Regions from separate parts of the Homo sapiens genome. Here regions 1 and 2 are each linked to region 3. A link is a contact called in ENCODE Hi-C or POLR2A ChIA-PET data. All regions are on one chromosome and are shown on one strand. Each heading gives the region's core, a stretch centred on a gene start or an enhancer-like site at or near the end of the contact. The rest is flanking DNA. Distances are from core to core; before and after follow the strand shown. Region 1 overlaps PAX5 (paired box 5). Region 2 has its middle 41 kb from the start of PAX5. Region 3 holds the start of TOMM5 (translocase of outer mitochondrial membrane 5).

What was found. Hi-C counts contacts between places; a loop is a spot of excess contacts on that map. ChIA-PET counts read pairs that join two places held with the same protein, here RNA polymerase II (POLR2A). Pooled maps may share reads with other maps.
Region 1: a map of B cell shows a loop between it and region 3 (3-fold over the local background). The contact joins the enhancer-like site here to the promoter of TOMM5 in region 3. A Hi-C loop is called at or near these places in 1 of 168 maps with a recorded cell type or tissue (B cell), 2 of 37 single-sample maps with no recorded cell type and 9 of 50 pooled maps.
Region 2: a map of CD8-positive, alpha-beta T cell shows a loop between it and region 3 (12-fold over the local background). The contact joins the enhancer-like site here to the promoter of TOMM5 in region 3. A Hi-C loop is called at or near these places in 5 of 168 maps with a recorded cell type or tissue (CD4-positive, alpha-beta memory T cell, CD8-positive, alpha-beta T cell, naive thymus-derived CD4-positive, alpha-beta T cell and 1 more) and 12 of 50 pooled maps. POLR2A ChIA-PET finds 5 or more read pairs at or near these places in 5 of 52 experiments (BJ, GM10248, activated CD4-positive, alpha-beta T cell and 2 more).

The regions. Positions count from the first base shown.
Region 1 is chr9:36,992,616-36,995,315 of GRCh38, reverse strand. All of the region lies in intron 5 of PAX5 (paired box 5), which reads left to right. Among named protein-coding and RNA genes, the nearest start is that of PAX5, 40 kb to the left of the region's middle. RefSeq lists enhancers at 1-5, 56-115, 146-305, 1,616-1,665. Within about 2 kb of position 1,300, at least 4 of the 41 ENCODE cell types and tissues checked have a DNase peak (open chromatin) inside an H3K27ac peak, as active enhancers do; they include B cell, where a contact is called at or near this core.
Region 2 is chr9:37,073,618-37,076,317 of GRCh38, reverse strand. No RefSeq gene overlaps it. Among named protein-coding and RNA genes, the nearest start is that of PAX5, 41 kb to the right of the region's middle. Within about 2 kb of position 1,342, at least 3 of the 41 ENCODE cell types and tissues checked have a DNase peak (open chromatin) inside an H3K27ac peak, as active enhancers do.
Region 3 is chr9:37,591,197-37,593,896 of GRCh38, reverse strand. TOMM5 (translocase of outer mitochondrial membrane 5) reads left to right here and starts at 1,300. Exons shown (of 2, transcript NM_001001790.3): 1 at 1,300-1,485. The coding sequence starts at 1,365. RefSeq lists an enhancer at 944-1,703.

The DNA.
Region 1 (2,700 bases), core at 51-2,550, 600 kb after region 3:
GTCCTTGAGCCTGGACCTGGCCTGGCTTTCTGGAACCAGCCCACTCCCCTGTGGGGATTTCCAGTGTTGGGTCATTGGTCCTTCACAACTGGCTGAGACCCAAGGATTCTTTAGGGTCCAGTGTGGAGTATGGGTGAACAGGCAGCCTCTCCATCTCCTTTTCCCAGTGTGGCTTTGGGGGCAGGAAGGAGGTTACCACCATTTTGTCTTGGCCTCTGCTGGGGCTTTCCAAGGGCAGGTCCCCTCCCTGGCCCTCTGTGTGCTGTCCCCTGGATGTAGAGAGGTGTCTACATGTCCCCTCATGTAGAGAGGTGGGTTGTTACCTGAGTTCTCTTTTTGTCTAGGAAGGAGTCAGGACCAAGGTTCTGCTGGGGTGTGGTCGTGGTGGGGGCATCACGTAGAACCCAGGGGGGAATTGGCAGCCTGGTAGCCATGCTTTCCTTGGCTTGCCCTGTATTGATGATGATTTTGAATTAGTTACCAACATTGCAAAATCAGGAAATTTCATGTATGGATGGATGCCTGGCTTCTTTGGGGAAGAAAAATCAGATCTGGCAACCCTGGGGCAGCTGGCAGCCTGGCAACCCACAAGGCAACAGTCATCTGGGGCTGCTGGGCCCGAGTTCTCATGCGCTCCCCGCTCAAGTTGCTCTCGGCACTTGTGCTCTGTTTTCCTTGGCCTGAAGGTCTTTGAGCTTCTGGAGTCTTAGCATGAACTCTAAAGAAACCAGTTTGGCTCAGTCTCTGCCTGTGGCAGCTGAAGCTAATGGGAGGCAGATCCTGGAACTGGCCGGTGGGGCCGAGTGTGCGTGCGTGTATGTGTGTGGTCAGGGAAGTGGGTAGTCAGGCTTACAGGCCAGAGGTGGGTAGGGTAGCGGAGGCAAGAACTTAGGGCAGTGGCCAAGCAGCCACACTCCTTGGCAGGTCATGTGCTCTATACCCTGCAGGTAGGGTAGTCCAGGCACAGAGGGCGCAGGCTTGGCCCAAGGGTATGCAGGGGGCAGTTAGTGGCAGAGATGGTGAGGACCTGGTTTCCATCTCCCTGCCTGGCGGGCCACTCTCCCCTGTGATCTCTGTCCTGATCTTGTAGCTGTGGGCACCTCAGCTGAGACCCAGATAGACAACTGCTGGAGGCCTCTGTGGTAACGCAGGGCATCTGAGGCCAGGTGGCCAATTGGAGGGGCTCCTGGGGCCTTTCCCTAGTGCCCAGGGCCTGTCCCACGGGTGGGGGCTCAGGTTTCGGTTCCTCCTCGCTCCTGGGTCCCCAAGTTTCACTTTGATTCAGTGAGCGAGAGCCCCCGTGAGAGCCAACGCCGCTGAACCCCCACCCTCTCTGTTTGTGCACCTGGTTTGCCCCAGCCCCTCCCCCTCCTCTTACCCCCAGTTCCTTTTCCCATGGGGTGGTGTACTGGTGTTCGGGAGAGCCCTGGGGGTATGGGAGAGGGCAGGGTGCTGCCATGTGGGGATCTCAGTTCAGGGAATCAGTTTGGGGGCCAACCAGTAAAAGAGTGGTGGGGCCGATGGAGGGGGATATAGTCTCATCTGCTGTGGGCAGTCCCCTGCCAAGGCGGTCTGGAACTTGAGGTGAAATGGCCTTGGCTTTCTCCACCCTGCATGCCCTGCTGCCCCATGGGGAAGAGAATCCCACAGTCCTTTCTCTCTGGCTTGGGAATATGGTTTAATCCCTGGCTGCATAGCCTGTGGGTCAGAGAATTTACAAGGCTTCAAACCCCTGCCCCTGCTGTGTCCCTTCTTCCTGTCCCTTTCTCTGTCTGGGCCTCAGTTTTTCCATCTAAAACAGGAGATCAATGAATTGCTGAGGTTTTTTTCTGGCACCAAAATTTTGAGTTTCTCCTGGTTCCATCTCAAGTCCTCTTGGCATTATTGTAGGGCAGCAGTTCTCAAATGTTTGGTCCTGGGTCCCTTTAAACTCTTAAAAATTATCAAGGACTTCAAGGAGCTTTAGTTTATGAGGGTTAATTAAAATGGATGAAAGTTTAAAATATTTATTTATTAAAAATAACAGTAACAAACAAGTAACATAAATAATATTTTTGAAATAAGAAAGAACCGAATCTTCCAAACCCAAAATTTAGTATGAATGGCATTGGCTTACAGTTCTGCAGATCCCTTTAGTGTCTGGCTTAATAGAAAACAGCTGGACTCTCATAGCTGCTGCTGTATTCACTCCGTTGTGATGGAACACATCTTACAGCTTCTGAAAACCTCCACTGTAGACTCGTGAGAGAATGAGAGTGAAGAAGACAAATCACACATTAGCATTAATATGAAAATAACAGGTGCAGCAAACCACTATGGCACATGTATACCTGTGTAACAAACCTGCACATTCTGCACGTGTATCCCAGAACTTAAAGTAAAATAAAAAAACAATGAAAATAATTTTGTCCTCACAGATCACCTGAAAGTATCTTGGGGACCCCTTCTTCCAACCCTGGCAGGGCTCCCTGGACTACACTTTGAAAATTTCTGCTTCAGGCTGCTGCAAAGTCTGAACTTGCCTACTTATCACTCATATAGATAAGGTGAGCAATTAAGTGGTTTCAGTTAAAAGAAAGGTGTCATCAGTCATTTCTCCTGTTCTTAGCTCCTTAAGACAGTGGGAGCCATGGCAGGTCTTTGAGCTGAGGAGGGAGTGACAAGACACACTGGGTTTTGGAAATCCTCCACTAGCCGATT
Region 2 (2,700 bases), core at 93-2,592, 520 kb after region 3:
CAGGGAAACTTTCCACCTCAGCCTCTCTCCACATACACAGCATTTCTCTTTCTAATTGAAGCTGTCTCTACTCCCCATTTCTCCTTTTTTTCTTTTCTTTTCTTTTCTTTTTTTTTTTTTTTTCGACACAGTATCTCACTCTGTCACTCAGGCTGGAGTGCAGTGGTGTAAACACAGCTCACTGGCACCTCAACCTCCTGGGCTCAAGAGATCTTCCCACCTGAGCCTCCCAGGAAGCTGGGACTACAGGCGTGCATCACCACACTGCACCTGGCTAATTTAAAACTATAAACATTTTGTAGAGATGGGATCTCGCCGTGTTAACCAGGCTGGTCTTGAATTCCTGTCTCAAGCAGTCCTCCCGCCTCAGTGTGAACCACAGTGCCCAGCCCCTACTTCTTGAAATCATGGGTGACAGCATGCACAAATATCCTGAAGTCTTTCTTACAGAGTATTTTCTAAAGAGACCAACATTTATTTGAGAAGGGAAGCACCTGTTCTTCCCACGGCAGTGGTAGTAGGACAACAATGCGCAGCTGAATTGGGATGAGGGGCCAGGACAAAGCAGAAATCTGCTGCAGAGAGCAGGAAAGATATTCTGTAGCAGGATCTGGGCAAGCGGCACTCATCCATATCCTTTGCATTGCAAAGAGAGGAGCTACCTCCTTCCTTTTTATTTTCCAGTTTATTGGTGGCTCCTAGAACCTCTGAGAACTAACTGATTTTGACCTCTTAACAGTTGCCTTTCAACTACCATTCATTTACTGCAAGCCTACTGTGTAACAGGCCCTTGCTAACCACTTCAGATATATTGTCTCTTGTCCAGCTTCAAGTGACTCTCTTAGGGAGGGATTAGCCTCACCTCACTAGTATGGAAATGGAGACTTGGAGTAATCAAGTGACTTGCTCTGAATTACACAGCTGGGAAGTGGTGAAGCTGGAATTCAACTCAAGTTATGTCTAGATCTAAAACTCATGCTCTTTTCTATGCTCAAAGCTGCATATCAAAACTGAACTTTAGCATGGAGTCTATGATGACTGGCTCATGTCTCTCCACCCAGCACCTAGCCCAAGGCCAAGCACAGAGAAGGCTCACAGTGGACACTTTTGGAATGAGTAGATTTTTTATGGAATGGTTGGTAAATGAAGGCCTGGGCACGGTGTGAACAGTGTTGTGGGACAGCAGAGGAGGGGGTAGTGGCTGATTAGGGGACGTGGAGAAGCCTCTGCAGAGGAACAGAAATGAGTGAGGCCTGGAGAAATAAGTAGTCAGACAAAGACGGACAATTCAGCATTCTCACAGCAAAGACCACTAACAGGCAATTCACAGAACAGGAAACCCAAAGGCCGTGAATAGGTGCTCTGCATCACTAACAGTCAGAAAAATGCAAATTATCTCATGCACAGTAGATGAGAATACAAACTGGAAAAGTGTGTTAGGAGAGCTATTTAATAGCATCTATCACAATTATAAATGAGGTATGTTCTTAAATGTGTGTACAAACATTGTGATAGAAAAAATGGAAATATTCATTAGTAGGGAACAAACTAAACAAGAACACATTTATACCATTTAAAAATATTATGCCACGTTTGGCTGGGCACAGTGGCTCACACCTGTAATCCTAACACTTTGGGAGGCTGAGGAGGGCAGATTGCCTGAGCCCAGGAGTTTGAGACAAGCCTGGGCAACATAGCCAGAGGCAGTCTCTAGGGGAAAAAAAAAAATATATATATATATATATGTGTATATATATATATATATATATATATATATGCACACACATATGTGGCATATGTATATATATGTATATATATGTATATATATGTGTGTGTATATATATATACACATATGTGGCATATATATACATATATATATGCCATTTTTAAAAGAATAAAGGGAATCTGCATGCACTGACATGGAAAGATTGCCAAAGACGTACACTTAAATGAAAAAAGGTAAATTGCAGAGCAGTAAGGATATAGTGTTCTCATTTTATTATGTTTTTAAAGGGTACAAGTGTGCCTGTGTATAGATATGTGTGTATATAAGTGCATAGACAAAATACTAGATGAATACCAATCGTTAACAGTGGTTATTTACCTCTTAGGAGGGGAGTAGGAATGGAGGAGATTGAAGAATGACTTTCACTTTAAAAAGTGAGATGTGATTCATTGAGAAAAACAGCACATTACTTCTATGGCATTCACATCAAAAGTGCGTAACTTGAATATAACCATGAGGTACACTCTAAAAATACTGGACTTATCTCTTCAAAACTGTCAGTGGCAGGAAATGCAAAGAAAGACCGAGGAACTGTACCGCATTAAAGGAACAATTGGCAACATCCAGATCTAGGTTAGAGGACAGTACTGCATTAACATTATTTCCCCAATTTTTATATTTACATTGTGGTTATGTAAGAGAATGTCTTGGTTTTATTTTTCAGGTCGAGCACACTGAACTACCTGGAGTAAAGGGGCATCATGTCTGAAACTGATGCTTAAGTGGCTCAGAAAAAAAATTCTGGGAGCTAGAGGGAGAGAGAGACAGAGGAGTGTGGTAAAAAGTTAACATTTTGGGGATCTGCGTAAAGGTATATGAGGATTCTTTGTACAGATTTTGCAATTTTTCTCCAAATGTGAAATTATGTCAAAATATAAAATTAAAAGACAAAATTAAAAGAATGAATGAGAGTT
Region 3 (2,700 bases), core at 51-2,550:
ATTTGAACTTGCTTTATACATATTGTGTTACTTGGCTAACAGTATTTTAAAGACCTCTGTGCTTCAATAATCTGTAAAAAGGCCAGGTGCGGTGGCTCATGCCTGTAATCACGGCACTTTTGGGGGCCGAGGTGGGCAGATCACCTGAGATCAGGAGTTTCCAAGACCAGCCTGGCCAACATGGTGAAACCGCGTCTCTACAAAAAATACAAAATTTAGCCAGGCGTGGTGCTGCGCAACCGTAATCCCAGCTACTCAGGAGGCTGAGGCAGGAGAATCACTTGAACCTGGGAAGCAGCGGTTGCAGTGAGCTGAAATTGCGCCACTGCACTCCAGCCTGGGCGGCAGAGCGAGACTCTGTCTCCAAAAAAAAAAAAAAAAAAAAAAAAGTTTCATCTTTGTCTCTTTGTTTTAACTTATGTAAAGTTTCAAACATACTCAAGAAAGACTAGAATAATTAACTAAAATGAAGTACTAGTCACCAGCAGTTTTTAATATTTTGCTGACATCACTTATCTCTCTCAATACTTTTTTCCCCCTCTGAGGTATTTTTAAGCACATTTGGGGGCCAGGCGCGATAGCTCACGCCTGTAATCCCAGCACTTTGGGAGGCCGAGGCGGGAGGATCGCTTGGATCCTGGAACCCAGGAGTTCCAGAACAGTCTCAACCACCACAATTAGCAATAAAAAAATAAATAAAAATTAAAGCACATTTGGGCAAGATGTTTTAAAGATCTCTGTGCTTCAATTGTCTAATCTAGGAAACGAAGATTATAATATCGAATTCACGGGGGACAATTATATTGAATATTCAATAAATGTTAGTTATCACTGTTTACAGTGGTACCTATGTGCACAGCCCCCTCCAGCGCGTAAAAGCACTTTACAGCGCAGCGCTCCAGGCTCAAGATAGATGTTATTGTTGTTGTTATTATTATTATTATTATTATTATTTTGAGACGGAGTCTCGCTCGCTCTGTCGCCCAGGCTGGAGCGCAGTGGCGCGATCTCGGCTAACTGCAACATCCCCCTCCTGGGTTCAAGCGATTTTCCTGCCTCAGCCTCCCGAGTAGCTGGGATTGTAAGCACGCGCCACCGAGCCGGGCTGATTTTTGTATGACAGATGTTATTAAAGACAGCGTGGAGAAACCAGAGCCTGCGTTGCTGAGCTTGCGGCCGCCCGCTTCACACCGCACTTCAGATCAGCTGGGTCAGGACGTGGATTGTCCCGTGCAGGCATCCATCGTCGAGTGTGGCAACGAGAGGGCGGGAACAGGAAGTGAGGATAGGCCGAGTTCCGGGCGCGAGGCGGCCACCGTGGAGAGCAGAGCGCGGCGGCTGGAAGCTGCTAAGTCAGAGCCGCGATGTTCCGGATTGAGGGCCTCGCGCCGAAGCTGGACCCGGAGGAGATGAAACGGAAGATGCGCGAGGATGTGATCTCCTCCATACGGAACTTTCTCATCTACGTGGCCCTCCTGCGAGTCAGTGAGTGTCTCCCGGGCTGTGACTGTGAGACCAGCGGGGAGCTCACCGACGGGCACCCCTTAACTCTAAGGGGTCATCGGGGCCTTCGAACTGAGCTGAACGGTAGCGGGGAGCAAGGAGGGTGCGCGTTGAAGGCGACGGGCATATGCGCGGTTTGAGGTCTGCGGGTCAGGGTCCGGGCACTGAAGTGCACGTGGTGGCCGGCGCGCGTGTTTAATCATCCTGGTTCTCCCAGCTTGAAGAATGTTTGAGCTGCCGGGCGCGTTGGCTCACACCTGTAATCCCACCCAGCACTTTGTGAAGCCGAGGCGGGCGGATCATTTGGGGTCAGGAGTTCGTGGTGGCGGGCGCCTGTAATCCCAGCTCCTCGGGAGGCTAAGGTGGGAGGATTGCTTGAATCCAGGAGGCGGAGGTTGCAGTGAGCCGAGATCGCGACACTGCACTCCAGCTTGAGTGACAGAGCAAGACTCCATCTCAAAAAAAAGAATGTTTGAGCTGAAAGAGCTCAAGTAATTATCCCTAGAGGAACTCCCTCGTTTTTGCAGACAGAGAAACAGAGAAACAGAACCATAGTTCTAGAAGGAAGAAACAGCCTTCTTGGGAAGGCTGGCCAAAGGTCACTCAGCGATTCAGTGAATGATCTTGACCTAAAATCCAGAACTCTTAACTCAGTACCAGGTTCCTTCCCTTTCTTTTCTTTTCTTTTTTTTTTTTTTCCTCGATACACAGTCACGCCCTGTTGCCCAGGCTGGAGTGCAGTGGCGCAGTCTTGGCTCACTGCAACCTCTGCCTCCCGAGTTCAAGCCATTCTCCCACCTCAGCCTCCCAAGTAGCTGAGATTACAGGCGCGCGCCACCACGCCCGGCTAATTTTTGTATTTTTAGTAGAGATGGGTGTTTAACCATGTTGGCCAGGCCGGTCTCGAACTCCTGACCTCAGGTGATCCACCTGCCTCAGCCTCCCAAAGTGCTGGGATTACAGGCGTGAACCAGCGGCCGGGTTCCTTCCCTTTCAAAAGTGCTGACCTTTGAAATCCAAAAAGTTTTGCTTCATTTCTGTTTCTTTGTATAGAGGGTGAAGTGAGTCATTAGTTTTTTGGAAAAAAATGGGAAAAAAGAATATGAGTCTATAGGATTAATGCAAATATTTGAGGTTTTTTTTTCTATATCTTAAAATTGACAGGAAGTTACTCCCATTATATAGTCTTGACAGTGG